Linked DNA regions of Homo sapiens: regions 1, 2, 4 and 5 are each linked to region 3. Evidence: chromatin loops called from intact Hi-C (ENCODE). Cell type or tissue: mammary epithelial cell. All regions are shown on one strand. Links, peaks and the distances in the headings refer to the core of each region. The heading gives the core; the rest is flanking DNA.

Region 1 (5,971 bases), core at 84-5,083, 210 kb before region 3:
GCCAATAAGCAAATGGAGAGTTCAAACATACGGAATGACACTCATACATTACTGAATTGTTAAATCACCCCAGGGTGGTAACTCAGCCTGTCCCCTCACGGTGGTTGTTCATCCTCTGTTCCTCACTGCAACATGGAACAAAATGGAGCCCCGAGGTAGACTTCTTCATGTTCTACTCCTGTCTTTTTCTGCCTTCCCTCCTCTCTTCTTAAAAATCCTCTGCCAGCCACTGGGCGAGGGGTGCAGGGACACCCTGCTGAACCCAGCTGACACCAGAAGAACCTGTCCTCATTAAACTAAAATGAAACAAGGTTCACAGTTCAAATCCCTACTCTGCCTTTTAACAGCTAATGAACTTTGGAGGGTCACTTGCCCTCTCTGATTCTCAGTTCCCCTCTATGTAAAGTGGGGCTGATAATAACCATAAAGTTTCAAACACATAGATGAAAAAGCATGGCACAAAATAGGTGCTCAAAAATAGTAGCTATTATACTTACTTCTCATTGGAGCTGGTGGAACATTGGTTATATAATGGATATTTGTCTGTTTCTAATATGAATGGTTTGTGAACCCTTTCTTGTCCATTTTCTCCTTGAATCCAGTAGGCAATTGGGGCAAAAGGGATCAGGGCTCATCCTACCGCTGAGCTAACAGCAACTTGTCTGAGTTTGCAGCATTTCTAACTGCCGGAGCAAGAATCCAACCCTGCCTCAAAGCTGCTGCTCCTGGCTGTTTTGCCTCTGACTCTGGGTGATTCCCTTGCAGACACCCCTTTTCTTAAGTACCTTCTTGACCATCTCTTCCAGTCCAACCCTAGTCCAGTCATGTCTCTCCACTCTTCAAAGGCATCTAGGGCATTCATGATTCTGACCAAGTTTTTGTTCTCCTTCAGTTATAAATCAGCTTTGGAAAGACAGAGTACTCTGTCATGCACAGCTTCTGCAGGGGCTAGAAGGCAAAGAGAAGATCCGTGGCCTCTCTGAGTAAAGCAAGGCTCCCCTGCAGTCAGACGGCCTTACACTGAGAGTCAGGCTGATAAGGGGTTGTCTTGATGCTACACTCTCATGTGCAGAAAGTTGGGGCCTTGAAGAACCCATCACTAAAACCCTTGACGGTATTCCGTTCTTTCTAATGGTGTAGTCTCTAAGTTTTCAAAAGATGGAGCCAAGAATATCCATTCTAAGGTGCACTTAGCTTTCCAAGTCAGTGGCAAGCATGCAAGATCTCTGCTTTCTTTAGGAAATTTAAGGGGAAAAAGATTTCCGAGTGAAACAATGTGTGTCTTGTCTTTTTGAGGTCAGCCTCCCCAGACTGTTCCCAGTTGTCTCGATCTCACTGGGTTACCTTTATTTAGAATTTGCTCCACTTTTCTTAATATGTAAGTAGGTTTTTTTTAACTGTTACTGAAAAATTGGAAGCTATTTAAAGTCAGAGTCTTTTAATTTCCTTCTGACTTATAATTGACAAAACTATAAGGGAAAAGAAATAATTTTTTAAACTTTAGTTTAGCCTTCAACTCTGGTTTACTACAAAAAGCCCGAGCTGTGGAAAGTTCCTGCCCCTAGATCATGGACTCGATTTGGGCCAGGCAGCCCAGCCCTGAGGACATGCAGCCACTGACATATGCTGTGGTGATCAGGTTTCCCCCAAGCATCCATGGTAGATATGAGGTCTACATTCATGCCCCACTCTCAGCAAAAGGTAGGTTTTCATAGTTTACATTTAACGTACCAGGCTTATTTTCTGTCTGCCTTTCATTTTCCTATTTTTGTTTTTCCTCTGTCTTATTGCTCACCAACTTTAATTTTTTTTTTTTTTTTTTTTTTTTGAGATGGAGTTTCGCTCTTGTCGCCCAGGCTGGAGTGCAATGGCGCGATCTCGGCTCACCACAATCTCCGCCTCCCAGGTTCAAGCCATTCTTCTGCCTCAGCCTCCCGAGTAGCTGGGATTACAGGCACGTGCCATCACGCCTGGCTAATTTTGTATTTTTATTAGATACGAGGTTTCTCCATGTTGGTCAGGCTGGTCTTGAACTCCCAATCTCGGGTGATCCGCCTGCCTTAGCCTCCCAAAGTGCTAGGATTACAGGTGTGAGCCACCAGGTCCAGCCAATTCATTTATTTTTTAAACAAAGAATGCTTCACACATTTCTGAGTCAACCTTACATCCTGCAAATCAGCTGTTTTGTTCCAGCTTTAGCTGCGCCCCAAGCCAATGTGTCATGTACTTCTAGTTTATGTGGTTGTGCTGAAATGTGTGCATTTTTATGTGCCATTAGTAGGTACTTTTTGTTTTGTTTTTAAACAAGAAGGGGTAGAACAAAACACACAAATCAATACAAATAAATGTTTATTGTTGTCACAATATATGCCGTAGGCCCCTTGTTTTGCTAACCATTTCCAGTCCTTCACTGTGAGTGGCCGCCAACTACAGTCCCTTAATCTAACCTAGCTCATTTACTTTGTTTATTCTTGACAGGTGGCAGAATGATTTTTCTCTCAGACCATTTTATCTACAAAGAGAAACGTATGTGCTCACGCCTCCCTTCGAAGGTCTGCAGGTCTCCATTTGGGCGCCTCTGAGGTGCCTCAGAGAAAGAACCGCCCCCAGAAAGGCAGGAGACCTGCGTTCCGCCTGCCTGTGTGATTAGGTCAGGAGCCCTGAGGCTCGGGCCCTAGCACTTCCAATTTGTGAAAGAGGGTTAGAGTCACCAAGCTCCTAAGGCCCCCTTTCTGGCTCTAAGATGTTAAAATCTGTTATAAGATTTTCTTTTACCAGGATAGGCCTCAGCCCAACACACAGTGTGATGAAGTCTGATGAGTGTTAGCTGCGGAGGAGGGTTTTGATGGGCGTGACTCCGGACGAGTCCAAGCTTGCCTCTTCTCCAAGGCAAAGATCGCCTACAATGTCACTGCTGCCAAAGGACCCTTCTTTGGCTAAAATACTCCACCCAGTGGACAAAACAGAAAATGGCCTATTTCTTTGCTCCCGTTCCTGGAAGGAAGCACAGCCTATTGGCCTGGTAGAAAGAGTGCAGAAATGCTCGGGTCTAGAGCCCTGTGCTCCATGAGCCTCCAGCATCCTCTGGCCAGATCTAAACAAGCCTGTTAGCAACCCCAAGGCCCTCCTTTTCTCTCAACTTTAACAGGTGGTCCCTGGAGCCTTCCTGCCTCCTCTGCACCAGGAAACTCCTCAACAGAAACGAGCAGAAAGAGATCAATGCTATCCTGAAAAAGAGCCCCAAAGCTCCACCGATATGATTCCAGGTTTTGACAAATGTCACCTACTCAAGGAGGCCCTCAGTGTAGACCAGGAGCGGACACTCACTCCCCTTACACACTATACTTCTCCTTGGAAACACTCCTCTCACGGGAGATCCTTCTCCCTCTCCCCGCTGAACCTCATTGCTTCAGGGGCAGCATCTGTTCACAGCATCCTCATAGCAAGTAGTAGTTCTCATTAAATGCTTATTAAATAAATCTGTAGCATTACTTTGTGTCCGGGCCCGGTGGCTCACGCCTGGAATCCCAGCACTTTGAGAGGTTGAGGCGGGAGGATCACCTGAGGTCAGGAGTTTGAGACCAGCCTAGCCAACATAGCGAAACCCAATCTCTACTAAAATACAAAAAGACAGGCATAATAGCACCTGCCTGTAATCCCAGCTACTCGGAGGCTAAGGCAGGAGAATCGCTTGAGCCTGGGAGGCTGAGACTGCAGTGTGCCGAGATTGCACCACTGCACTCCAGCCTGGGCAAGAGAGTGAGACTCCATCTCAAAAAAAAAAAAAAAAAGCCAGGTATTTTAACAGCAGCAACAAGAGAAGGAGAGACAGAGAGAGAGAAGGAAGGAAGGAAGGACAGGGGAAGGAAGGAAGGAAAGAAGGAAGGAAAAATTTAATTCAGTAGACAAGAACAGATAAATGGAAAGCTTAGGGCTACTTTGTCCTGGAACTAGGGGGGAAATACAGGGTTCTCAGGGGTAGCAGTAAAAGAACAGAAAAAAAAAACCCTAATATGGAGGTCATATCAAAGGGTCCAAATGGAGGGTATGGTAGGCGGAATAGTGCCTTCCCATTCCCCCACCCCCCATCAGGATGTCCAGTATAATCCTCAGAACCTGTGTGTGTGTGTGTGTGTGTGTGTGTGTGTGTGTGTGTGTGTGTGTGTGTGTTGTCTAATATGACCAAGGAGTCTTTGCAGATGTGATTAAATTACGGATCTTGAGATGGAGAGATTAGCCTGGATTATCCTGGTGGATGCTTGTGAAACAGAGGCAAGAGGGTCAGAGTGAGAGAAGGAGATGGAGGATGGAAGCAGAGGCTGGAATGACACAGGCCAGCAGCCAAAGCATGTAGGCAGCCTCTAAGAGGTAGAAAAGGCCAGGAGAGGATTTTCCCTGAAAGCCTCCAGGAGGAATGCAGCCCCACAACCCATTTTAGACTTTTAACCTCCATAACTATAAGATAATACATTTGTGTTGTTTTAACCGCTAAGTCTGTGATAATTTGTTACAGCAGCAATGGGGAACTAATAGAGGGTGACAGTGAAAACCGACTCCTAAAGTGACAAAAAGCTGCCTATCCTATAGCCTCAGCTGTTTTATCTGCAAAGTAACCTGTACCTTCACCTAGCCCCATTGCCTGTACCAAATAGATGAGAAAACAGCTCGGCACAGTTCAGTTGATAGGGTCATTTACATTTATGGTTCCTTTGATCCTCACTCCATGAGGGAGCTGGGACATATGTCTCTTGAGGCAGGTCACTAACACCTCTGAAGGCCTCTAAAATAATCTAGATCCACATTCTCCTACGTTTTTGACCTTTCTTTTTTATGTTAATATACCATCTCTCAATATCTCTCCTTAGGAGTTTTTTTAAAGTTGCCGTTTTTGTGTAATATATTTAAAAAGAAATGATTTTCAAATATGTCTAGGTTGACATATTATTACAGACTCTTATAAAATTCATTTTAATATCATTCTTAATAATCATTATATACAGAATGAAGATAAATTATACTTTGCCAGTTTATAAATGATTCATTGTTTAATTTAATTAAAATAGACAACAGAAAGGTTGATTTGTTAGCAAATGTTTAAATGGCATATTGGTTTAGGAAACAAATATATATGAGAAATAAAGATTGAAGTTTTTCCTTTTTTTAATTTTTTTAATTGAGAAATAATTGATATACAGGGAATTGCACATATTTAAAGTGTGACATTTGATACATTTGGGCATATGCATACATGCATGAAACTATCACGACAATCAAGATATTGAATATATCCACTGCCTACAAGTTTCTTGAGTCCTTTTATAATGCATCCTTCCCTCCTCCTCCCACTAGTCCTTAGGCAACCTCCAATCTTTTTTGTCACTATAGATTAGTTTTTATTTTCTATAGTTTTATGTAAATGGAATCATACATTACCTATTCTCTTTTTTTTTCTTTGATGTGGCTTCTTTCACTCAGCATACCTATTTTGATATTCAGTAATGTTGCCTATATTGTCTTTCATTTTTATCACTAACTAGAATTATATGGTATCAACATATACAATTTGTTTATTCTTTCCCCATTAATGGAAATTTGTGTCATTTTTACACATAAAGCTAAAATTAAAATCTGTGATTCAATCTAGTTAATATAATGTGAATAAGTATGAATCAAAGTAGGGGTGTTTTGGCATATTCCATTGTTCTATATTATACTGTTTCTTGAAAAGACTCCAATTCTACTGAATTGCTTTAACATGTTTGTTAAAAAGTGGTCACCCAGCCAGATGTGGTGGCTCATGCCTGTAATCTTAGCACTTTGGGAGGCTCAGGCAGTCGGATCACTCGAGGTCAGAAGTTCATGACCAGCCTGGCCGACATGGTGAAACCCCATCTCTACTAAAAATACAAAAATTAGCTGGGTATGGTGGTGCACGCCTGTAATCTCAGCTACTCCAGAGGCTGAGGCAGAA
Region 2 (5,971 bases), core at 280-5,279, 170 kb before region 3:
CTACTTTCAGCTGACATCTGAAGTAAGGGCAGTCTTATTGGGGACCTTGCCCTCTAACTTGTGGTATCTAATGTTAACTTCGAGTAGTTAGTGTCAAAAGCAAATAACTTTGCCCTTAACTTGTAGAGTCTGCCCTAACTGTGGGTAGTTAGTGTCAAAATTGAATTGAATTCTAAGATATCCACTTGGTGTTGGAGAATTGAGGTTAGAAAGTAGCAAATCATAATAAATCACATTAATGAGTACTCATTCTATGCCAGGTACTGTTCTGGATGCTTGATATGATCACCTCATCTAATCCTCACAAGAAAACAATGAAGTAGATATCATTATCATCCCCATTTTACATGTAGGAAACTGAGGCATAGAGGGAGTAATTTCAGTGTTATACAGCTGACAAAACTGGATTTAAACCTGTTTCCTAAACCACTACCCACACAGAGTCATACTACTCAGCCCTGTCTTCTTGATCCTCAGGCAGCTGAAGCAACACCAAAAAAGTCAGACTTGAAGATTCTGGGCATACTGATGGCAAATGTTCAGAAACATGGAAGAGATTGCTTCTGAGACACTTCATAAAACAGGCTAGGATGTGGTTGCCAGTTCCCCAAGAATTGAAATATGCCACATGCCTCACCTCCACTCAGGTATTAAGTGTGAAACACCTCAGACCCTATTAATCAGACCCATCACCAGAATCAATATTCGTTAAACAGCCATGTGCATGAACAAAAGCTAATCACAAAGAAGACATAGATGCTACTCCCACGTTGGTTCTGCCCAAAAGGAGAGATAACACTAATGGAGACAAACCTTCCTTCCTGTCTTGAGAAGAGGGAGGGTGGAAAAAAGGCCCACTTATCTGAATGGATTTGGAGCACTACACAGCTGCCCCTATGCCCTCCTCATATCTCTTCATATGTAAAGTATTTTCTATTTGGAGGACAGAGCAAGACTAGATTAACGGCAGGTCTGATGACCCCTATCTTTAAAGGGCCTTAACCTCTCATAAAAATACTTAATAGAGTTCTTTCCCTTTAATTGCATGCCACAATCTTTGGGGGCCCTTCTATCTCTATGGATGCTCTGGGCACTAGCCTCCCTTTGTAATGTGGTTCTGCCTGAGTGTGGAATCAGCTGATGAGGCCAGGGGTCCCAAGGCAATACACCATCTGGCCAAGGTCATGGGTGGCAGATTATCAATTAGGAAGCATGGCGGGGAGGATGTTGTGTGGCTGGGGGTGGATCAGCCATTAGTAAGGGAACCAGTGTAGGTGTTGCAGCAGATTAATACACAAATCTTTGCTCTCAAGGGATCCTGCATGAAATCTTAGATTTGGTCACTAAGAGCTTTCAGAGGTAGAAAATGGAGCAACTGCATTAAAACATGAGCATGCACTTAGAGCAGTGTTTCTCAAACTTTAATGTGCATGTGAATCACCTAGAGATCTTGTTAAAATGGCTTTGGATTCAGTGGGTCTGAGGTGGGCCTGAGATTTTGCATTTATAATAACTCAGGAGATGCCAGTGCTGCTGGGCCATGAACCACTCTTAGATGCAAAGGCTTAGAACACATCCCACCTTGTTCCCTGCTTCCCTCTTGAAGGTTTCACCTGTTGGAACCTGGTTTCTATAGCCCTGCCTTCCACTCCAATTCCATAGATTAAATAAGGTCCCTCTCGCATGCTAATGTATGTTAATCATGAATAAGAAAAGCCAGGTTCCTTTTTTTCTCTTTTGCTTTTCACTTACTTTTTAACTGTACCAGTAATACATGAATATATCTGGAGTATTTCAGCCAACCCAAACATCATATCATTTAATCTACGAGTTCTTTTTTATCTATCTTTAACATAAAGACTCTAAAAAACCACACACACAATACCATTATTATTCTCAACAAAGCTAATAATAATTCCTTTATGTTGTTTAATATCTAGTCTATATTCAATTTTAAATGATTGTCCCAAAAATGTCTTTTTATAGTTAATTTGTTTAAATCAAGATCTAAATCATAGCTACACATTGCATTTGATTGATTTGACTTTTAAATCTCTTTTAATCTCTAACGGTTTCTCTTATTTCTTTCTTTTGTTATTTCATTCAATTTATTTGTTGAAAAAACTAGGTTATTTGCCCTGTAGAATTTCTCTCATTCTGAATTTGCCTGATTGTATCCACATGGTGTCATTTAACATGTTCCTTTATTCCCTGTATTTACTGTAAATGAGTAGTTAAATCCAGAGACTTAACTAGATTCTGTACCTTTTTTTTTTACAGTAATACACTAAATGGTATGCTCTAAAGCTGTGTGCTTTGTATCTCCATCACATTGCAGGGAACACTATTACTGGTTGTTTCACTTTTAGAGATATTGGAATTGATCATTGGGTTCTGATGCCATTTAGCTGAACCATGTATTATAAAGTCTTCCATCAACCTTTCACTTAGTGGTTTTAGATGTCATGGATAACCCTTGTTTGCACTCTTGAAAGTGTTTCTCTGGCATGCTGTGCTTCCCTAGTACCACAGTTTATTCCTTAATTTTCTCTACTTGATGGTAAATTCCCTCAAGGCAGGTTCATATCTCTTCCTGTCTTCAGCACCTAACCCGATATCTGGCATATAGTTGGTATTCGATAATTATTGAATGAATGAATTCTGCCCCTAACATCTCCTGAAACCAATGGATGCATGCCATAAATTGGCTCTTAGGTTACATATGTCTAGGGTGTTTCAGGGGATTTTAAAGCCCTGCTAATATCAAAGGCATTCCTTCTAGAAATTCTGCCACCCTATTGGACTCAGTATGGGCCTCAGAAACAAGGTAGTATTTTAGCCATGACTGGGTTTCCCAAGTCCATGGTGCCACAGAGGAGATAAGGAGAGAAAAGGAAGGGATACTTTTATAGAGCCTTTCCCAGTTGTTGAATTAAGAAAACACATCTCAGGGTCAGACACATGGTCACTGGCAGAGACTCACTGAGGATACAGATAAGCACATACTTTGGGAATGAAGCAAGGAGATACTCCAGGTAACAATGTTTTGTATAACAGTTGGCTGACTTGAACCCTGATATCTCATTTCAGAGTGGAGGGGTCACTGATGCTTGCACTGAACTTTGTCCTCTCTTCCAGAAGTCTTTGAATCTAACTAGGACTTTAAAAGGCCCTTACGTGGAACTATTCCACTAATGGGATGGTAGATGGCCTCTGAACTTCTTTAGTACAATAGTGACAGGGGAGAAAGGGGGTGGTTGCTCGAATAGCCTAGCTAAGATCTTAGCTTTTGTAAACTGAAGGCTTAAGGACATCATGCCCAGTAGGGGGAGCCCTTATCAACAAAGATACCTGTGGGATGTTGGAATGAACAGGAAATGCTAGGAGGGTTTGCTGAGGTCCTGAAGACACCCTTAAAACAAATATGTAAGATTAAAAGGAAACTGCTAACTTTCCAAGTTCCAAATTCTACCAACTTTGTTGTCTTCCCTATTATTCCCATTGCTAATGTGAGCCTACACACTGATACCCAAGCCTAAACTGTAAAACAGTGGTTCTTACCTGGAGGCAATTTTGCTCCCAACTATCCCCTAACCCCCAACCCCCTACCCCTTATTCTCAGGACACATTTATCAGTGTCTGGAGACATTGCTGGTGATCAGACACCTGCACAACAAAGAATTATCTGGCCCAAAATGTCAATAGTGCTGAGGTTAATAAATCCTGCCTTAAAACAATATTTTATTTGTTTGCAAGTTACAATGATATTGAATTGTACAAACTCTCCAACTCTTAGTTTCTCATCATTCTTCTGTCTTTCATCTGAATTCCTAAAATCACACTCTCAAATTTCTTGAACTCTTCATTCAGAGTTATCCTGTAAATAGTTACGTAATATCCTTGAAAATCACATGTCCCAGATGTGTTTCTCTCACTAGACAAGTCTCCACCCCATCATCCCCATCCCAAGTTCCTTCTTTCTTTCTTTCTTTCTTTTTCTTTTTTCTTTCTTTCTTTCCTTTCTTTCTTTCTTTCTTTCTTTCTTTCTTTCTTTCTTTCTTTCTTTCTTTCTTTCTTCTTTCTTATCTCTTTCTTCTTTCTTTCTCTCTCTCTTTCTTTCTTTCTCTCATGTTGTTTTTTTATTATTATTATTATTTTTTTTTTGAGACGGAGTCTCACTCTGTCGCCCAGGCTGGAGTGCAGTGGCACTATCTTGGCGCACTGTAAGCTCTGCCTCCCCGGTTCATGCCATTCTCCTGCCTCAGCCTCCAGAGTAGCTGGGACTACAGGCACCCACCACCATGCGCAGCTAATTTTTTGTATTTTTTAGTATAGACGGGGTTTCACCGTGTTAGCCAGGATGGTCTCGATCTCCTGACCTCTCATGATCCGCCTTCCTCGGCCTCCCAAAGTGCTGGGATTACAGGCGTGGATCCTACTTTCTACTTACGTATCTAAATTTTGTTATATATGGACCTCCACCTCTTACAAGACATGAAACAGCTCATAAGTTTGAAATCATAGTTTTAAAAAGCTATGTACTCTTCCCATGAAAGCCTCCAAACTGTTAAGGCAAAGCTTCAGATTCAAGTTTCTTTTGGTTTCTCTTCACTCCAGCATGTGATCTGGAAATTATTTCTTCCTATAGATGGTAGTGGAAGAGGAGGTGGTAGTAGAAGGCACACTTCCCTCTCTATATTATTTCCTTAAAATTACTGCATTTTCTTCCTCAGGATCCTGGTCAGACATGGACTGTTAGATCTTAAAGGGACCTTACCAGCCTGTGGTGAATATAGCAAACTGCTTGACTCAACCTCCACCCTGTCACCTCCTGGTCTGCTTCCTGTACTGTGAGTGCTGGAAAGTTCAACATTTCATTTCTCAAGCTTTCCTTGCAAGCAAGGTCTTACATACACTTAGGTTCTGCCATTTACATGCACAAGTGAGATTTGAATAGTGGAAGCAAGGCAGAGGCTGCCTTCCTGTCCCATTTGCTGTTGTTGCTGGTAAGCAAGATTGAGGACAGAGGGCATGTACTGTGGTAGTGTCTGTCCCTAGCTTCCTGGCATCAAGAGGTGGTGGAGGCAGCAGAGGATGTGGATCCTTGGGTAGCAGGCATGGCGGCGTGTCTTTGAACTCAGCAGTTCCAGTAGTGGCTTTCTGGAGGCCCATCCTAGAATCCCGTCCTCCCACCCTTTCAATCACTTTGTATTACTTCATTTTCTGTATTGCATTTCTGTGTGCTTATAATAACCAACTTTCTGTATTCTGCATAGAACACTGCCTCTACGAGGTCATAAACAATGAAGAAATTCCTGTCTTGCTTGCCACTAACCTAGGTGCAGAACTGAGGGCCCCAACAGTAGTGGAGAGTGGGAGATAATGAAGGGAAAACCAAGCCAGGAAGTGGCAGGGCCAGGGGAAGGGAGTATGCTGTTACATGTGCTGTTACACTTGGTTGTGGGGAGAACTCAGAGAGGCTTTCCAAATATATACAAGGATGTCATCATGTTTACTGGAATGTAAAATGTTCATAGTGCCTAGGCTTGTCATTAAAAACAAGAATGGGCTTGGACTACATAATGAGCAGAAATACCTATTAATCTAAGTCCTCGTCTGGAAAAAGTGTAGAGGAGGTGGGCACCACTTATTAAATGTATCTTATGTTTTATAAACCAGCTGACAAAGTGATAAAAGTAAGGTGTAAGATTGTGCACAAAAAGCTTGTATTTGCATAAAATCAAACCTCAGGTTTTCTGGCTATGGATTATACCCATTGCTGAGAAGTTTAATTTACCAGCTGTTTACAGCATGTTATTCAAATAACCTATAAGTTGCCGGCACAGCAATGTATTGCATTTCTAGGACATACTGTAGATTCTTGCAACTGTTGTTCAGTGTAAATTCTACTTTACAGTATCTGAAAATTGCCTACAGTTCTGTACCCAGTTTGGACATGACTATCTGGCAA
Region 3 (5,971 bases), core at 643-5,642:
CCAAGTATCCACTAACTTGGAGTAAGTTTGTCTTCAGTAGAGTGAGGTTCTAAAAAGGCCAGTGTTCTCGGTTTAGGACCTGTTAAGTTTCTCTAACTTACTTTTATTTATGGTTGACCCAGTTAGTTAGAGTTTGCTATCAAAAAGTTCCAAGCCCATGCCTATGACCGTTCACTAAACCTTGGATGATTTATGGTCAGTATTTGCGGTACAAGGACCAGGTCTTAGAGTGTTGGGGATGAGTGACTGATTGTTTATCTTATAGATGTGGGTGGGAAGATGCCCTGTAGCTGTGCTTATACCAGTGGAGGAGATGCCAGCCTAGGCAAAAGTGAATCCTTCACATGCTACGTGTTTTTAAGGACTCAGTTACCCCATTGAGATACATGATCCAGGGGGTTGTAGAGCCACCCAGAGCTACCCTGGGTATGAGAGTGGATATCCCCAAAGACCTCTCTACCAAGTCTGTTGTTGGAGATGTTTTGTATTACGGCAGCTGGTCTGTGGAGTGGGAGTACTGTGGAGTCCCATTGCTCAGTTGTATCACAGGTGATTTCATCATTCTTGGGGATGAGGTTTTGCTTCCCCCAGCAGAGTAAGAAGCCCTTTTTACACAGTTGCCTTAAATGAAAGGGGGTTTTTCTGCTTTTAAAATCAAAGGAGTTTTCGTACCATTGCCCAAGGAAGGGGCAGACCAACAACACAGCAACAAGGCCAGAGAGAGGGAGCCTCTGCTTCAGTGGGAGCCTTCTCCCCATCTGCGATTTGATAATGATTAACCCCAGCTGAGAGGCACAAAACCAGAAGGACAGAGGTGGAAATTTTACAGGCCTTTTAACATTTTCCTTCTTCTGGGACCATTATTATTATTTTTAAAAATGATTTTCCCTTTACCCCAAACACATCTATGTTCAAACTAAGAGGACAAAACCACATAGCAAAGCCAATTCTAAAGGGTTTTTGGTTAACTGTTTTCTTGAATTATTGGTACCATCATGTAGATCATCAAAAGTTACTTCACTATCCAGTTTCCTTTGGCTAGGAGACTTGCCCTCATACTCCTTGCAAACACAATTTTTGGAATCTCAATAGCATTCAACTTTGAGATAACTAAAGAACAGATGCAGATTTTGCAGATTTTTCCTCAGCGTAAGATGCAAATGCCCTGAAAATGGTGATATGTGGTATTAATGTACATAAACAAAAAGTGAAGGGAAAAAGATTGCCTATGTAAAAATGGTTGACTTATGAATAAACAATAAGCTTTACAGTTAGAAACATTCTTACCATCAAAATGTACTTGCTCTCCCTAGGATCAGAGCTATCTGCGATATTTAAATAGGAATAATTCTATTTAGCATATTACTGTTTCTCTTCTGATGGTGATTCCGAGTTGCTGCCATCGTCACTATTTTGTGTTTGTGTATGTGTTTGCTTGTTGTCTAGGCTCTCTGGAGGAGGAGGGTTGGAATACAATTCATTGTTTCTTGATTCCTTTAGACATGCAATGAAAATGGACGTTACTTCTTTGTTCTAAGCCAGAGGCTCCTGCTTTGTCATTTTCCTCAAAATCATGAATCGTACATTATATTATAATTTGCACAGAATTTAAAGCCCCCATTTACTATCAGGAACATGTAATCTATAACAAGCATTCACCAGCAAAATTGTGATGCTGTGCTATGAATCTCATCTTAGATTCTGGTGTTCAGGAATGCATTATTTTTATATATATATTAAGTATATATATATACTTAATAACCTTATTTTTTAGATCCTGGAATGACCAGTGCATTAATATTATCCATGCAATAAATAGCTTTTCTCAGCATTTTAGAAAGTAGAATGATTGCAGAAGAGGAAACTGTAATAGTCAACACACGAAAAGATGTTTTAACTTCAGTGGTCATCTGGGACAGGCATATTAAAATGGATATGAAATACCATTTCACACTTGCTATATTAGCAAACATTAAACAATCTAACAGTACAAGTGTGATGAAATGATAAATAGAAACTATACCCCATTTAGAGAACAATTTGGCACCATCTAGTAGAATTAAAACCTAGCATTGAACTCCTAGGTACACATCCCACATTGTCCCTTGAGCACGTGCATAGGGAGATATGTGTAAGATGTTTACTGCAACACTGTCTATTATAACAAAAGTTAGAACCACCTGACTTTCAAAACAAGACTGGATAAGATGTGGTATAAATTTAATAGAATACAACGTCTGAAATAAATGAACTAGATCTATATATGACTATATGGAGGAATTTCTAAAACACAATGTTAAGTGAAAAAAAAGCAGAACAGTGTATACTATGTGACACATATTCTTAATACAAATTTTAAAAACACACAAACCAATGCTATATTTGTTTCATAAATATATATAAACAGTATAGAAATATAAGAACATGGAGTAGAAAGATCCACACCCAATTCATGAGATTGGTTGCCTCTTGGGAAGGAAGGGAAGGGGTGGGCTTAGGGGAGGGTACAAAGGAGATTGCATCTGTTATCATTTGTTAATTGTGATAGTAGTTTCATGAATCTTATTTTTTGCTTTTCCATATTAAATATTTTTAAGTGAAAAGATGGTAAAGGGAAGAAGATATGCATATCTAAGAGAGAATACTATAGTTTGCTGTATGAGAATAATGGTTCATTCTTTTTTAAAAATCAATATTCCTTTGATCAATTATGGCTGTGAATTGTGGTCCTTTAAACACAGGAGGGTGGGGTAGAGTGAGTTTTATTCAGCCTGTTTTGTTAAACTTCATGTAGAATGCTATCACAGCTTACCTTCCCTATCTGCTTATACGTGGCACCATGTCCCTCCACAGGAAATTCTTAGGTCTGATGAGATATGGCTGAGATCATAGCTGGTTCTTCTAACCTCCCTGGCATAAGCAAGTGATGAAGTTCACACCATAAGCATTAGTGAAGCTCTTGTTCAGTTATAAAAGACTAACTGTCATCCCCAGGATGTTCTCACCATCACTGAGGCTTCAGCCATGATGAGAACCTATGGTCTTACTAAGACCCTTTCATGAGTCCAAAACATGTGGCCATTTACCAGGGCTCTCTGTCAGTTTGAGCAAGTTTTATGCAGCTCCTACTGTCAAATTTTATTTCAATTAGCCCTCACACAGTGGCCTGGAGGTTGGGTCTCCTGAGGGTTTATGGTGATCTGGGAACTTTTGCCTTTCACCAGTTTAGGTGGGTGGGGCAAAGAGACAAACACAGTGGTTTGGTCAAAGAAACCAAACCCACACTGGCCCCCACACCCTCAGGAAAACTGTTGTTGTCCATAGACAGACACTGCCCCCTAGTGTAAAGCAGATAAAGTTGTTGATCTATTAGACAGATTTTCCTCCAGGGAGGCTGTAGAGATACAGGAGGCCTCCAGAAGGGTTAAGGAGCTCCTTTGAGCCTGGATGTCTCAAGAATTAGGACATTCCATGGAAAGCAACTAGACTGATACCTCTGCAGCACCCAAACCCCCAGCCGAATGCCTTCCAAGGCCATCCCTGGCTGTTTGACTTGTGCCTTGACAGTGAAGGTATTATCTTCCAAGATAGCACAAAAATAGTCATTAAAGTCACGAGGACAGGCAATGTGAATATGGCAGAAAGAACACTAGGCTTGAATGTTGTGCTACTCTGCTGCAAGATGGCATTATTAGGCAATTGTTATTAGGCAAATGACCCATCAGTCTCTACTGTGCACTTGGAAATGGCTGGATCACGAAAGTTTAATTTGTTTTGCAAGTTTAGGATTTCTCAGAGTTTCCCAATGCCCAACAATTAATTGGCCTTGGGGCAGTGTTGACCCTAGGTTTCAGAATACCAGCTTGGTTCATAACCACAATTAGAGGTTGCCTTAGAAGAAAAAGACTCTCAAATCCAAAGATGCACACAGCTCGGGACTCTCCTCTCTGACTTCTTTGACCAAACACTCATGCAAATTGATATCTGCCTTCATGGGACATCATATAGTACTCAACAAATGGCATATGGTGATTGTAGAAAAAAGAGAAAATATAGAAATTAATACAAATCACTAGTGATTCTACCACCCTAAAGTAAAGCATGCTCACATTTTGGTGTATAGCCTTCCAGACTCTTTATTATATAAATATTGTATATCCATCTTTTTTGCAGAAATGTGTATCATAACTGCATTTTGTCTCTCAGCAATGTTGTGAATGCGTTGCTATGCATGTAAAGGAACAACTACATATTTTTTAGTGGCTGTAGCATGGTATTTCAATATATGGCCATAGTATAATTTGCTATTCAGTTCTCTTGTGTTGCATATGTTATGCTTCCTCTTTTTCAAGTTCACAAACCCACGCAGCCCATGGTATTGGTTCTTTCTTCTGTTCTGACCTTTACTTCTTGCCAGTTGATTGTTTATCAGTCTTCTCAAGCCCAGACTTCTCCTGATTCCATTCATATAGTTCTACCTAGATGCTTTTTGTCCCAACTTCATGGATAAAATAGAGGTTAGCTGGTGTAAATTTTCTAAACATCGTTTCCTTTTACTTCAAAAGTTTTTTTCATCCTCACCTATCTTAAATACCTTCTCTGTTAGGGAACATGTCCAAGAGGAAGACATGTTTCTGCCCTCTTGCTAGGGATATCTTTTCACTTTTGTTTTTGATTCTATGTAATCCATCAGTTATTTCTAATCCTATCTCTTTCTGCATTCTCTGCAGAATAGCCTGCATGGTAGATATATGGAAATTGTATTAAATAGCATTAACTCTTAATAAGTGATAGAGTTATGCCCTTCTGGAGCCTTCTTTAGTTGTGTTTATCTAAGGAGAAAGTCTCATTTGGTGTTAGCACTTCTAAAAACATTTCCAAATATTTCTGTTTTAACAAAGGGAATGAGCTAGCATGAAAGAATTAGAGGAGCTTCAGTAGAAAACATTATCTAGTTGGAACTTAATATTATTCTGTTTTATTGTATTTATTCATTTTCTTTTAAAACTTCTTTTAAAATTATGAGACATTTCTGATGGAAAAATACAGAGAGTAATATGACAAACGCACATGTACTTGCTTCCAGATTTAATAAATGCAGATATTTTGCCTTATTTGTTTAATGTTGTGTCAGTCATAGTTCTACTGGAGAAGCAGGACCCCTAGGATGGAGATGTGTGTGTGTGTGTGCACGCGCACATGTGTGTGTATGTGTGTTTATGTAAGATTATATATGTATAATCGATGCATCATTCATTATGGAGATTTGACTGTATACTGTTGCGGGAGCTCGTTCAGCAGGCCCTGTAAGGCTGTTGTCTTCGTGTGTGATGTTGGAGCTTGAAGTCTGCAGGACAGGCAGTCGAGAAGGGAAGATATGATCTGGAGCCCATCAGAAGTGACTGGAATCTGTGTCATTCTCCCTGCCTCCAACCTTGATGAAGTGGCTGCCTTTCATCATAGAATTAAACATGTACCTGGGCAAGGAGTCAGAGCAGCTGAAGGAGGATCCATGGGAAGGTGGAGTGGTTGCAGCCTCGTGACTGTGCCACGCCAATGAGGTGGACCAGCACATAAGTGGTAAGCTATGTGAGGCACTAAGGCACCTGCCCCAACCTGGGCATAAAATGCAAAAACAGCTGCTCTTTCACTTTCACCCCTCTCCCAAATCTAGCCTGAAAATGTCTCCTGTGGCCCACCTTAAATAAAAACATACTAGCTAACACTTGGCATTCTAACATTGTGCATATTTTTGTAGTTCCACCTGCCAAGTGATGTCTGAATTGATATAAAATTCTATTTTATGTTAATTTACTAAAATTAAAACATTTGAATTGATTTTAAAGAAGACTATTGAGTAAATACTAGCAGACAGAAAATGGGCATGTGAAAACTAGCAAGGGGTACTCAGATGACTGAAGTTAGGGAAAAGCTGAGCTAGCCATATAATTCTTCCCAGTTATGTAAAGAT
Region 4 (5,835 bases), core at 1-5,000, 280 kb before region 3:
GTCTTCAAAACAGCTGTGAGCACTTAGCAAATTGAAGACTTGGCCCCAGCCTTCAAGCACTTCAAATAAGCATTAAATAAAAGATGACACAGCATAAATTATGGAAACATGTGTCTGCAGCTGTAAGAGAGAAAATTATAGAGGTGGTCTAATGTTGCTTTCCAAATTACTTGTGGCTGTTTTATAGTTTATAGAGCCATTTCCCTCCACCTCTTTTTAATGTCCCAGTTTTAAAAATACCTTATCTTGTGCTACATGAGATAGCTGGGAAAGCCATGATGGGTCATAAGTTGCCAAGTAAGAAGAAGGCTTCTTCATTCAACCAGGCTTGGACTCCATGTGGACAAATCTCTGACTGGGGCAAAAATAAAGGAGCAAGGGGCCACAGGATTTTTTTTTTTAATGGAGATGTCCAGTGGTAGGAAATCTCCCACGCAAATATATGGCCTAGTGGGGACTAGGGATATTCAGGAATCTGGAAATCAGAATAGTCTGAAGATTTCTTCTTTGCAAAAACCAAGGCAAACACATAGAACTGGCCAGAAGAGAGTCTGGGCATGGTGGCTCATGCTTGTAGTCCCAGCACTTTGGGACTGGAGTCCAGGAGTTTGAAACCAGCCTGAGCAACATAGTAAGACCTTGTCTCTACAAGAAATTTTAAAAATTAGCTGGGCGTGGTGGCACATTTCTATAGTCCCAACTGCTCAGGAGGCTGAGGCAGGAGGATTGCTTGAGCCTGGGAGCTTAAGGCTGCAGTAAATTGAGATTATGCCACTGCACTCCAGCCTGGGTGACACAGTGAGACCCTGTCTCAAAAAAAAAAAACAAAAAAAAACTGGCCAGGAAAACTGCAAACCATCTGCAAGCTTGTATAACAAAATAGTCAGATAAACTAGAAACACAACCAGGCAGAAGCTATATCAACAAAGCTGTACTGTATGCAGTCTTATATGGCCATGACTTTGTTATAATTACCCAGTGCTATGACATTGGTCTCAAGTGTCATGGAAGCCTCTGCCTTTGATTCACCCCCTCCTCTACATAGGGCTGATTTTCAGGACCCTTGAGATCCCTCTCAATTTTCTCTATTTAATCACAGTATCATCAGTCATGACCTATGCAACTAATGATAATTCCTGGAAGATAAAGTCATCATTCATAACCTAATGATAACTAAACTTGTACTGATTACTTCAATAAGCATTTACCTAAAGCAGTCGGTAGACCAGGCTTTAGCATCATGTAGACCTAGATTGGAATATCACATCTATCACTCACTAGCTTTAACCTCCCCAGCTATCATTCTCTCCACCTTGTGACAGGGATTATAATAGTACCTACTTCACAGGGTTGTTGAGAGGATTCGCTGTGATGAGGCATGTAAAGTATTACTCTAGTTCCAGGCATACAGTAGAATATATCAGCTATGCTTATTATCAGTACCAGTACTTATTATCAGCACCAGAACCAGTACCAGGGTTCAATACATGTAGTGTACAAATGCTGTTTATTCTTTTTTAAAAACTAAGTATAATCAAAAGTTTCGGGCCATTGATCATGCACACTAGCAAAAGTGTGGACTTGAAGTTTCTTTCACATTCATCGTAGGCTAGACACTATGCTAGGTCCTGGGGAGAACACGATGAACATGACAGGCACGCTCGCTTTCTCTCCACAAAGTTCTGAACTCGCTGAAAAATGTTCATCTCTGATTTTTATTACTTAGTAATTCAGGTGGCCTCAGAACGATGGTCCCCACCCAGAAAATAAAAGTAGTTCTGGGGACTGGGAATGGAGTGATGAGGGGCAGCTCTGGAGCTGCTGCCGAAGGAGTTTACCCTGCTCACTTGGGTGGGACCCCGAGGGTCAAGGGTTTTCAACTCCTGGACTCCAGGGAGTAAGCCGAATCCTTTCAGGGTCAGCACCAGGCCCCAAGTTCAATACTGCCCCAAGGGCCAAGACCTCCCACACTGGGTGAGGACCGCCACTGGGTTTCTTCAAGTGCCCCTGCCTATTTCACCTCCTCAGATGCTGAACGCAATCATGAGGTTGTGACAGCAACTGAGGGTGGGGCGCTGGCTGGAGCCACTCACCAGAGGAAAGTCGTCCGGGTCGATCCACAGGATGCTCAGATCGGGGTTGTCAGTATTGTCCCGGGCAACCTGTTTCAGGATCTCCAGGAATTCGTAGCCATCTGAAACAGGATTCAAGAGAGTTGAGTAACCCCTGCACATACACAGCTTCTAATGTGGAGAGCAGAGTGTGATTTTTCCACGAGGACTTCTTAGGACATTTGGTGCTCACCCTCAATTATAGGATTATTCTATAGAATGAGTCAGATGAGAGCTCCAGGCACAGAGCAGATTATACAAAGGAAACAATAAAAAATTTGAACAAAGGATTAAAAGTTCACAGAGAACTGGCTGGTTTTTCACTGGAAGCCAAACTTCATTTGTGAAAACTGCCCAGCCTTGGGTCAGAAAGTCAGTCACGGAACAGAGAAATTCCTGCCTGTCCTTACTGATCCTGTGCGATCTCTTGAAACAGATGCTTTGCTGTCCCCTAGAGTCCCCAATAACATTTGCTCTAAGGACCAAGAATGTCTAAGCCTGGACCCTTAGTTTTCTACAACCAGGAATTGCTAAAACCTTCAAACCAAACGAGCTTCTGATTTACAGTTGGTTTCACAGCTCTGAGATAGTAAATGGGGCTTCCCTCCCTCCCTCCCTCCCTATTTCCTTGTATACTGGGCCCTCCCTCTGTTCAGTCAGCAGCAGTCATTGCCCCAGGGGTGGGATGATTCCTAAGAAAAGCAGAGAGGAGCTTTATAAGCTTCAAGAACACAAACTTGTTAGCTTTAAAAGCCTAAACCTTGAAGGACTAGGAGCATACAATTTTTGCCATAAACAAAAATTTTAGGAGAACGTTTAGTAAGAGATAGCATACTCTCAACCCTCAGCACCACTCCCCAGCCCCCAGCTAGAAACAGAAAAAATAGTTTAGATTCTGGAAGGTCCCTGAGAATAATAAACTGTGCCTGTGTGTGTGTGCGTGCGTGTGTGTATGTGTGTGCGTGCGTGTGTGTATGTGTGTGTGCGTGTGTGTGTGCACGCGTGCATGTGCAGAAACACAAGCCATGTGTGCATGTGTGTCCACGTACAGAATCTCCATTGTTTCAGGGAATCCCAGAGTATAGAAGACCCATGATTTGTTTCAGAATTAAACTCAGGCAAATGAAAAGATCCCAGAATCCCTTAGAGAACCCCCTAGTATAGGAGCACTAGGGCAGAAAAGCCTGTCAGAAGGCCCCATGGAGTTGTCTTGTCATTCTGAGGAACTTGAACAGGTAACGATGACCCATACCAGATGTGCACCCCACTCAGATATGCCTGGGAACCAGAGAGACCCTGGATCCCTTGGGATAGTGGGGTTGGGGTGGAGGACCTTAATTATCAGCCCCAGCTTCCACCACTCAGTGGTATACACTCAAAATTGAAATTTAGGTTCAGTTCTAAATAATAAAGTTACATTTCTTGCATAGCTGAATTTGTGGCTTGAAATTTATACGTTGAATACAAGTAACTCACCAGCTACTTGGGAATTCAATTAACTGTGCTTTCTTTGCACAGTTTTTCTTCTTTTGTCTGGAGTCTCAGCAAACTTGAGCTCCTCCCTATGGCCTCTGTTTAGCAAACCTCTCCTCTCTCCAGGAATGCTAGCTTTTGTTTGGCTCTTTTGGACTCTTGGTAAAAGTTTTTTTCTACACTTCTTTATCTCTAATGCATTCCAGGCAAAACGCATACTATTCTTAGCAACTCTACTTTGAGTTTTTGAGTTGGTGTAGTCACTGTTGCTAGCTCACACTGAAGATTCAGGCTGAGCCCCCTTAGGCCTTATTACCTGGGAAGCACAGCGACCTCTAGTGGAGAAATAGTTCCTTTTTTTTTTTTTGTCTGTTGCCCAGGCTGGAGTGCGTGGTGGGATCATAGCTCACAGCAGCCTCGACCTCCCAGGCTCCAGTGATCCTCCTGTGTCAGCCTCACAAGTAGCTAAAACTACAGGTGTGTGCCACTATGCCCAGCTAGTCTTTTAAATTTTATTGTTTTATTTTGTGCAGACAGGGGTCTCACATTGTTGCCCAGGTTGGTTTTGAACTCCTGGGCTCAAGTGATCCTGCCTCAGCTTTCCAAAGTGCAGGATTACAGATGTGAGTCACTGTGTCAGGCCTAGAAGGGGTCTTTATGGCCGGTGGCCACTTCTTGCAGAAATACAGAGTGGACCTCGGTGATCTTTTAATCCGTGCTCATAACCATATTGCAAATGAGATTATGACAAACACCGGAGACTGACAGGGCCCTAAGCATTAGACTTCATTTATCTGTCATTGCAGGGCTGGGGGTGAGGTGGGGTAGGGGCATTACTCCTGCTGCCTGTAGGTGGAACTGAGAAGGTCCTGCCCCTCCAGTGTATCACTGACTGACGTGTGGACACTATGGGTCGTCCTTTGGCCATGTGTCTGTCACAGGAGAGGGAAATATGGTGCCACCTTGGTTATCTGTAGAGATAGAAATCATAGTACAAAGACCACAAGGAGGAATTCCTCCAAAACAACTTCAGTTACTGTTTTTAGCTGCAGAAAATAAAGAAATGATAATCAATGAGGTGACACTGCCAGTACTTTGGAAGATGAGAGAGAGTCAAATGTAAAAGGGACATGACAAAACTGAAATTCACAGAGAGGATGAAATGCAAAAACACAGACTCAAATGAAAGTAGAAAGTAAACTTGTGGTGCAAGAGACTGATTCACATAAAGGAAAGGAGAGTCTAGGCAGGCACAAGTGTTGTGGAGGGACAGGATCTGTGACCCAGAACTATAAGCTGAATACACAACGGAGCACTGTTGTTTTCTTATGGGAAAAACTCTCTTAACATTGAGATTCATCAAAAGGAATGTGGTATACAAGAACTTACCTACTACGTTCCTATTTGACATTCTAGAGCAGGTTAAGAGATGAAAAGAAAAACTGAACTGTGCAAGAAAAATCAAATGGGTTGTAGTTTTTTTGTAAACGAGTGAAGTCAAAAGTGTGGCTTAATGCCCATTTTCAAGAAAATAAAAGGTTTTTGTAAAGAGAATATTCTTTGTGTCTATGGAGAAGCAAAGAAATCCCAAAAACCATTCCCAGAATAAATTAATAAATAAGGTTGACATTAAAGCTGAAAAAGTTTCCTCTAGATCCAAGGGCAGGTTTCTGATGTTCAGGGTGATGAATTCTGTAATGGACAATGTCTCTGACCCCAAATACTTTCAATGACAGAACAGAGCCCATTCTTCAGGGAGTCAGCCCAGAATGGCCCTTAAACACACAGACTCTGGGGCCAAATGACCTTGGCCAAGGTCGTGGATGTACCCTTAGAGTGTGACTTAGAGCAAGTTATTTAATGTTTCTCTCCTCATCTTTAAAACAGAGATGATGAAAATGATAGCATCTACTTCGTCGGGTAGTTGTGAGTTAAATGAATCAGTATCTCTGAAGCACTTGGACAGTGCCTGGCATATAGTAAGGTTTAGCCATTATTTTACTTAAATTACCTGACATTCTATATTCAAAGGCAAGGAAGCTGGCTGGAACTCCCTAAGCCTGGCCATTCCTCTGCTCATTTACCACATCGGTATTACGTTCAGTGATCTGGGCACTGGGAGTGGGGTAGAGGCAGTCTTGGATCCACGTGGTACATGCTGACAGAAAACTATATCACAAAAGTGTACAGCGTGGGGCAGCTCCTTCCAGCTCCTGTTGCCGATTCTGTGACCAAAGGCTTCAGGGATGGC
Region 5 (5,971 bases), core at 409-5,408, 370 kb before region 3:
TTAAACACTTAGAAACATATTTTTAAATAATTTATGGGTTATAAAATTAATCACACTGGAAATTAGATATTACTTAGGTTTTGGGAAACAAACCTTGTGTGCCTTCTCAGTCTCTCAACTACCTCCCCTTTGTCTCTTGGTCAGTGGTCCACCACACCAGGTTGCCTCTACACTTTGGACTTCAATGAAACCCCTCATTGTGGAGTATGGGATCTGGCTTTCTGAGCAACCAATGAAGTCCCTATATCCTGGAAATGTAGGGTATTGAGTATGAATTGGGTATGAATGTTGACTAATGGGAAGTGGGAGATGAAAAAGGCAGCTGGGAAAATAAATTTCTCCTTCTTTCACTCTCCTACAGTTACGTCTGAGGTGAGGTCCCTCATTGCAACCTTTCTAGGGAAATTTAACCCACTGAGTGAACACAGCTGCTGGGTAACAATTGCCTGTTCATGGCTCATGGTGAAGTAGTATGTGGCACAATTGGGCACTGCATCGTATTGCATCAAATGCTACCTTGCCTCATCTCTTTTCTCTCACTTTCACTGCCCTGTGCTTATGCTTTCCAAACATGTGAACATCTTAATTATTGTGTCAAGCTCTGCCTTCTAAAGGACCTGGGCTAAGACAACTTAAAAGTGAATGATGGTGAACATGCCACATATAAAAACATTTGAAATGTAGCTAGAACTATCTAAGAGGAAACTTTATGCTTAAAATATCTAGATTAGAAAAGAAGAAAAGGTAAAAATTGATGAGTTAACTATCCAATTAGGAAGTTAGAGAAGGAATAATAAAATAAATCCAAAGAAAATAAAAGGAAAGAAATAACAAAGTTAAAAGGAGTTAGTGAAATGAAAAACAAAGACATAAGTCAATAAGCCCAAAAGTTTGTTCATTTATAAATGCTGCCGGGCACGTTGGTACTCGTCTATAGCCCCAGGTACTCAGGAGGCTCTGAGGCAGAAGGGTCGCTTGAGTCCAGGAGATCTGGGTTGTAGTGTGCCAGGCTGATAGGATGTCCACATTAAGTTCAGCATCAGTATGATGATCTCCAGGGAGCAGGGGACCACCTGGTTGCCTAAAGAGGTGTGAACTGGCCCAGGTTGGAAATAGAGCAGATCCAAACTCCCACGTGCTGATCAGTAGTGGAATTGTGCCTGTGAGAGGCTGGGCGCCATGGCTCACACCTGTAATCCCAGCACTTTGGGAGGCCAAGGCAGGTGGATCAAGAGGTCAGGAGTTCAAGACCAGCCTGACAAACATGGTGAAACCCCATCTCTACTAAAAATACAAAAAACTGGCCAGGCGTGGTGGTGGGCATCTGTAATCCCAGCTACTCTGGAGGCTGAGGCAGGAGAATCCTTGAACCCAGAAGGCAGAGGTTGCAGTGAGCCAAGATCGCACCACTGCACTCCAGCCTGGGCGACAGTGCGAGACTCCATCTCAAAAAAAAAAAGAAAGAAAGAAATCGTGCCTATGAATAGCCACTGCACTCCAGCCACACAGCATGGCAAGATTTCATCTCTGTTAAAAAAAACAATTAATTAATTAATTAATAATAAATATAAATACTTTAGAAAAGTCTGTGATAGAATGATCAAGAAAAATAGAAAAGGAACAAATAAATGAGTAATGAAGAGAGGGACAAAACTGTAGCAAAGATTTAAAAAATAGTAAGCAAGTATTTTAAGTAAATCTTATGCCAATACATTTGAAAACCTATGTGGAAATAATGATTTTCTGGTTATAACTTCAATACTGACTCAAAAAGAAATAGGAAACTGGAACAGAAGTTAAATCGGGACTTTTGATTCTCATTGGCGAACTGCAGCCACCTAAAGAAAGATCTCTACAGACATCCTCCAAAAACTATGCAGATTAATGAGGAGAACAAATAAGATTACTCTTAACCCACATCTATATTGGAAGATAATTTACATATATGTGGCTATAAATCTCCGCAAGGAGCAGACCCAGCTTTAGAGCCCCCTTTGGAGTGGAGAATCAAGCAGGGATTTTGTGTAAGAAAAGTGCAACAAGATCCAAGCAGTAGCAGAAAATAAATAACTGTCCCCAGAAGCTGGGCACGGTGGCTCATGCCTGTAATCCCAGCACTTTGGGAGGCCAAGGTGGGCGGATCACGAAGTCAGGAGTTCGAGACCAGCCTGGCCAGCATGGTGAAACCCTCTCTCTACTAAAAATACAAAAATTAGCTGGGTGTGGTGGTGCGCTCCTGTAATCCCAGCTACTCAGGAGGCTGAGGCAAGAGAATTGCTTGAACCCAGGAGGCGGAGGTTGCAGTGAGCTGAGATAGTACCATTGCACTCCAGCCTGGGTGACAGAGCAAGACTCCGTCTCAAAAAATAAAAATAAATAAATAAATACATACATACATACATAAATAAATAAAAACAGTCCCCAGAGTACAGCATCAGAAGAAGAGCCTTCCATCCTAGTAGAGAAATATTGACAATACATTTGAGACTAAGTAAATCTGAGCAAAACAAAGAGCCTTAGAGAGTGTGTGAGCCATAAAAACTTCAGGGAGAGAGCGAGGTAACTTGGAAGGAGGCATCCCTTAAAGGCTTGGTAGTGAAAGAAAAGAAGGAAGAAATATCTGAATTAAGTGTCATCAGGTACAGTATCACGAATCACTAGCATGCCCTTTCTCTTTCTCTCTCTGTGTCACACACACACACACACACACACACACACACACACACACACACACACACAATTCATTAAAGAAACTGAACTTCATTATATCATCAGAAGAGGGCACTGTTGAATTTGAAAATCCAGTAAAGCCTGCTGTCAGCCTGGGTTCCCACAAAAGCAGCTTGAGAACAAGGCTTGCATGCAGAGAATTTATTTTGAGAAGTGATCTCAAGGAATAGGCATGAAGGACTAGAGGAAAGGTGAAAAGAAGGAGGGAAAAAGCAAACCAAGTGTGCATTATTGCGCTAATTATTGTTGTAGGCAACTAGGGCTCAGTCTTGCTGGGAACCCTCTGTAGAGCCATGGAGAATGCAGCATTGTCTGCTCTAGGGACAGAGACGAGCATTTAATCCGCTGGTTCCCTCCCCCATTGGTTCATGTGCAGCCATGGAGGTGGACTGCTTGCATCTCCTTTCAAGAAATAACTTGCTACTTAATTAACTGCAAGAAGGGCGCTTATCTGAAAGCCTTCAGCTGAGTGCCTTCAGGATATGCTGCAGCTTTTGAACCAAAGCCATGCTCTTCTGCGGCAGCACCAGTTAATGGGTGAGCTTGGTGGGGTCCCAGGGCTTTGTCATTTCTGCTCAACATGGGCAATCGTTGTTCCAAAGCTCCGTGTTAAGACTGTGACAGATCTGCTTCACCATTTGAGGCTCACCCCGCCCAACCCTGTGTGTGTCCTTGCCTGTTTTCTTTCACAGGTGTCTGAACTGCATTGTGGTCTGAAGAATTTTCCTACCCAGTCCTGCTTCTCTCCCTCTAGCCCACCTTCTTTTAACCTTTCATGAGAGTTATATCCAAATAAACCACTTGCACTCCTACCTCCCTCTCAGCATCTGCTTCCTGGAAGACTCAATTGATACAGTCAAGGATTACCTAATGGGGGTTAACTCCCTCATACTTCCAGGTTTACACATGCCTCAGAATGGTTGCATAGGCTGTAGGCATATCACATGGCAGTGCCAGAGAAACTCCAGGAAGAGTATGCAAGCTAGGTATGCAACACTAGACGTATGCAATGCAGTGGAAGCCAGATGTGGTCAGCTTATTCCTGTGCCTGGCTGGTCACCTCAGCAATGACTGGCATAAAAAGGGTGAGTTCAGAAGATGTGAGGCCAGACTCAAGAGGTGTCCAATACAACCAAAAAAAAAAAAAAAAAGGAGAGAGAGAGAGACAGGGTTTCATTTTGTCACCCAGGGTGGAATACAATGGCGTGATCATGGTTCATTGTAACCTCGAACTCCTGGGCTTGTGGCATCCTCCTTCCTGCCTCAGCCTCTCAAGTAACCAGGACTACAGGAGCCCACCACCATGCCTGGTGAATTAAAAAACAAATTGGTAGAGATGGGGTCTCGGCTGGGTTGCCCAGGCTGGTCTCGAACTCTTGACCTCAAGCGATCCTCCTGCCTCAGCCTTCCAAAGTGTTGGGATTATACAGGCATGAGCCACCATGCCTGGCCCAACGAACTACCCTTTGTGTTTCAGATTCCTGCCTAACAGTATGTCCAAGCTGTTACAGAGCCTTCAGCAGCCAGACTTAACACACAGATGTAGCAAATAAACTAGAATGTGCACTGCTGCAACTGGTGCCCAAGCTATAACTTATATTCATCCTGCCCCCACCCCCACCACCCCCAGATGTCCCTTTTCCTCAGCTGGCACCTCAATGGGTCTAGTTTGCCTGCCTGGTGTGGTGCTTCAGACCTTAATCTCTGAGGGGTGCTTGCTGGGCCATAAAAAGGATATTCCTGGGTTCCAGATGCACTTCTATTGTGTAGCAGAAACCCTATCTCTTCACGGTAGCTAGGGCCAACCACCCCTACCAATACTGCAACTTCTTTCTTTGCCTGCTGCTCCACTGACACGAGGATCCCAAAATGAGATAGTGGTTATAAAGCTTCATTTTCAGTGGAGCCCTGTGTCTCCCAGTGGCATGCACGGAATCTTTCCTACCTCTCCATCCCTCAGTAAACAGCCAGCCAGGGCAGCAAAATGTCAGCCACCTCTCTTTGCAGAAAAATACTTCCCTTATGTCTAAGATTGGCATTCTTTGGGCTGCTCAAATTTAACTTGAGAGCAAGGGAACCCCACCACATTGGCGAGAGGAGGAGAAACTCTAGTGTTCTCTACTCCTATTGGTTCCCTTTTAGGGTCTCCTTCCTTCCTCAAGGACTCACTACTTTCTCTTTACAGTCCTGAGGTGGGTGGGGAATCTGGATCATCTCGGCCACCCCTCAGCAAACCCTAAGATGGGCCCAGTGCCTCTCTTTAGAATGAGGTAGTATTTATCATCTACTGTTTTTAGTTTTGAGGCTTCAGCACAAATTCTGAGATGACTGGAAATGTCCAGTTTAAAATGAAAAGTTGTTCAACCTCACTGTAGTCATAGCAATGTAATAAGCAATAAAGAAATGTCATTTTTGACTCATATGGTTGGCGGAAATTAATAACAGCAATAACAACCAGTGTTGGGCAGGACCTAGAGCAACTCTACAAAAGGCCAATAAGATGCAGTTATAATTTTTTTCTTTTCTTTTTTTCATACAGAGAAAAAAGGCTTTTGTACCTGGAAAATACCAATTTTAGTTCATTTTTAAAGGGTAATATGCAATATATTAAAGTTTTTATTTTAAAACCTAGATTATCTTAAACCCTTAAGTTAAACCTACAAATTTTCTTGTTCTATTTGCAGATTTATCAATAAAAATAATTTTAAAATCATTGATACTGGCTCTTTGATCAGTGTTCAACTAACTTAAATTTAATGGTTTAAATCCTTCTTAAACACTGACTTCACTTCTTAAAAAAAATCATATTTTCTTAGACATTTACAACTACAACCACAACCACAAATTTAACATATCAGATTTTTCCAGGCAAATGAAACCCCTGTTGTGGCAGACTTAACGAGCAAAATTATTCTCAGCAATTACGCTATTTTTGCAAATTAATAAATCAATCTTGTAATGTGGTAAATCAGATTCTCTTACCCATTTCAAACATTATGAAAACAGGAAAGCAAACAAAGCATATACAAAGCAGAGCAATGAAATTTTAACGATTTCGAAACTTATTACAAATCCCATATAATGCAGCCCACTCAGAAGAAATCCACATCCACTTTTTCATTATCTCTATACTTATTTGTGTACCCATCCAGGGTTATAAATCACTCCCCTAAGCTAGGGAAAAAAATCGCAATCTCCGCAGAGTGATCCAATCCAAGATGCAGGTTAAAAAGATGGCAAT

The links. Peaks named below come from ENCODE experiments on the same cell type or tissue, not always from the same donor. Only the 100,000 strongest peaks of a DNase experiment are listed, where the experiment ranks them.
Region 1: a loop joins it to region 3, with 10 times the contacts of the local background. A loop is called at or near these places in 3 of 110 quality-filtered maps.
Region 2: it touches region 3 in a loop (9-fold over the local background); 80 of 110 quality-filtered maps call a loop at or near these places.
Region 4: a loop joins it to region 3, with 6 times the contacts of the local background. A loop is called at or near these places in 12 of 110 quality-filtered maps.
Region 5: a loop joins it to region 3, with 13 times the contacts of the local background. A loop is called at or near these places in 11 of 110 quality-filtered maps.

The regions. Positions count from the first base shown.
Region 1 is chr1:115,769,098-115,775,068 of GRCh38, forward strand. No RefSeq gene overlaps it. Among named protein-coding and RNA genes, the nearest start is that of CASQ2, 3.4 kb to the left of the region's middle. RefSeq lists an enhancer at 2,670-2,929. In mammary epithelial cell, for the core only: a CTCF peak has its summit at 2,955; DNase peaks (open chromatin) are centred at 2,214 and 2,894; H3K27ac peaks cover 1,386 bases.
Region 2 is chr1:115,804,607-115,810,577 of GRCh38, forward strand. No RefSeq gene overlaps it. Among named protein-coding and RNA genes, the nearest start is that of NHLH2, 34 kb to the right of the region's middle. In mammary epithelial cell, for the core only: a CTCF peak has its summit at 3,333 (motif pointing right); a DNase peak (open chromatin) is centred at 3,335.
Region 3 is chr1:115,978,251-115,984,221 of GRCh38, forward strand. The region is part of intron 1 of SLC22A15 (solute carrier family 22 member 15); the gene reads left to right. Among named protein-coding and RNA genes, the nearest start is that of SLC22A15, 4.7 kb to the left of the region's middle. In mammary epithelial cell, for the core only: a CTCF peak has its summit at 3,325 (motif pointing left); no DNase peak of the experiment used is centred there; H3K4me3 peaks cover 1,082 bases; H3K27ac peaks cover 1,421 bases.
Region 4 is chr1:115,703,099-115,708,933 of GRCh38, forward strand. CASQ2 (calsequestrin 2) reads right to left here. Exons shown (of 11, transcript NM_001232.4): 9 at 2,094-2,194. Among named protein-coding and RNA genes, the nearest start is that of CASQ2, 63 kb to the right of the region's middle. In mammary epithelial cell, for the core only: CTCF peaks have their summits at 2,559 and 3,904 (motif pointing left); no DNase peak of the experiment used is centred there.
Region 5 is chr1:115,605,561-115,611,531 of GRCh38, forward strand. It overlaps the pseudogene RN7SL420P. Among named protein-coding and RNA genes, the nearest start is that of VANGL1, 33 kb to the right of the region's middle. In mammary epithelial cell, for the core only: a CTCF peak has its summit at 2,779 (motif pointing right); DNase peaks (open chromatin) are centred at 951 and 2,761.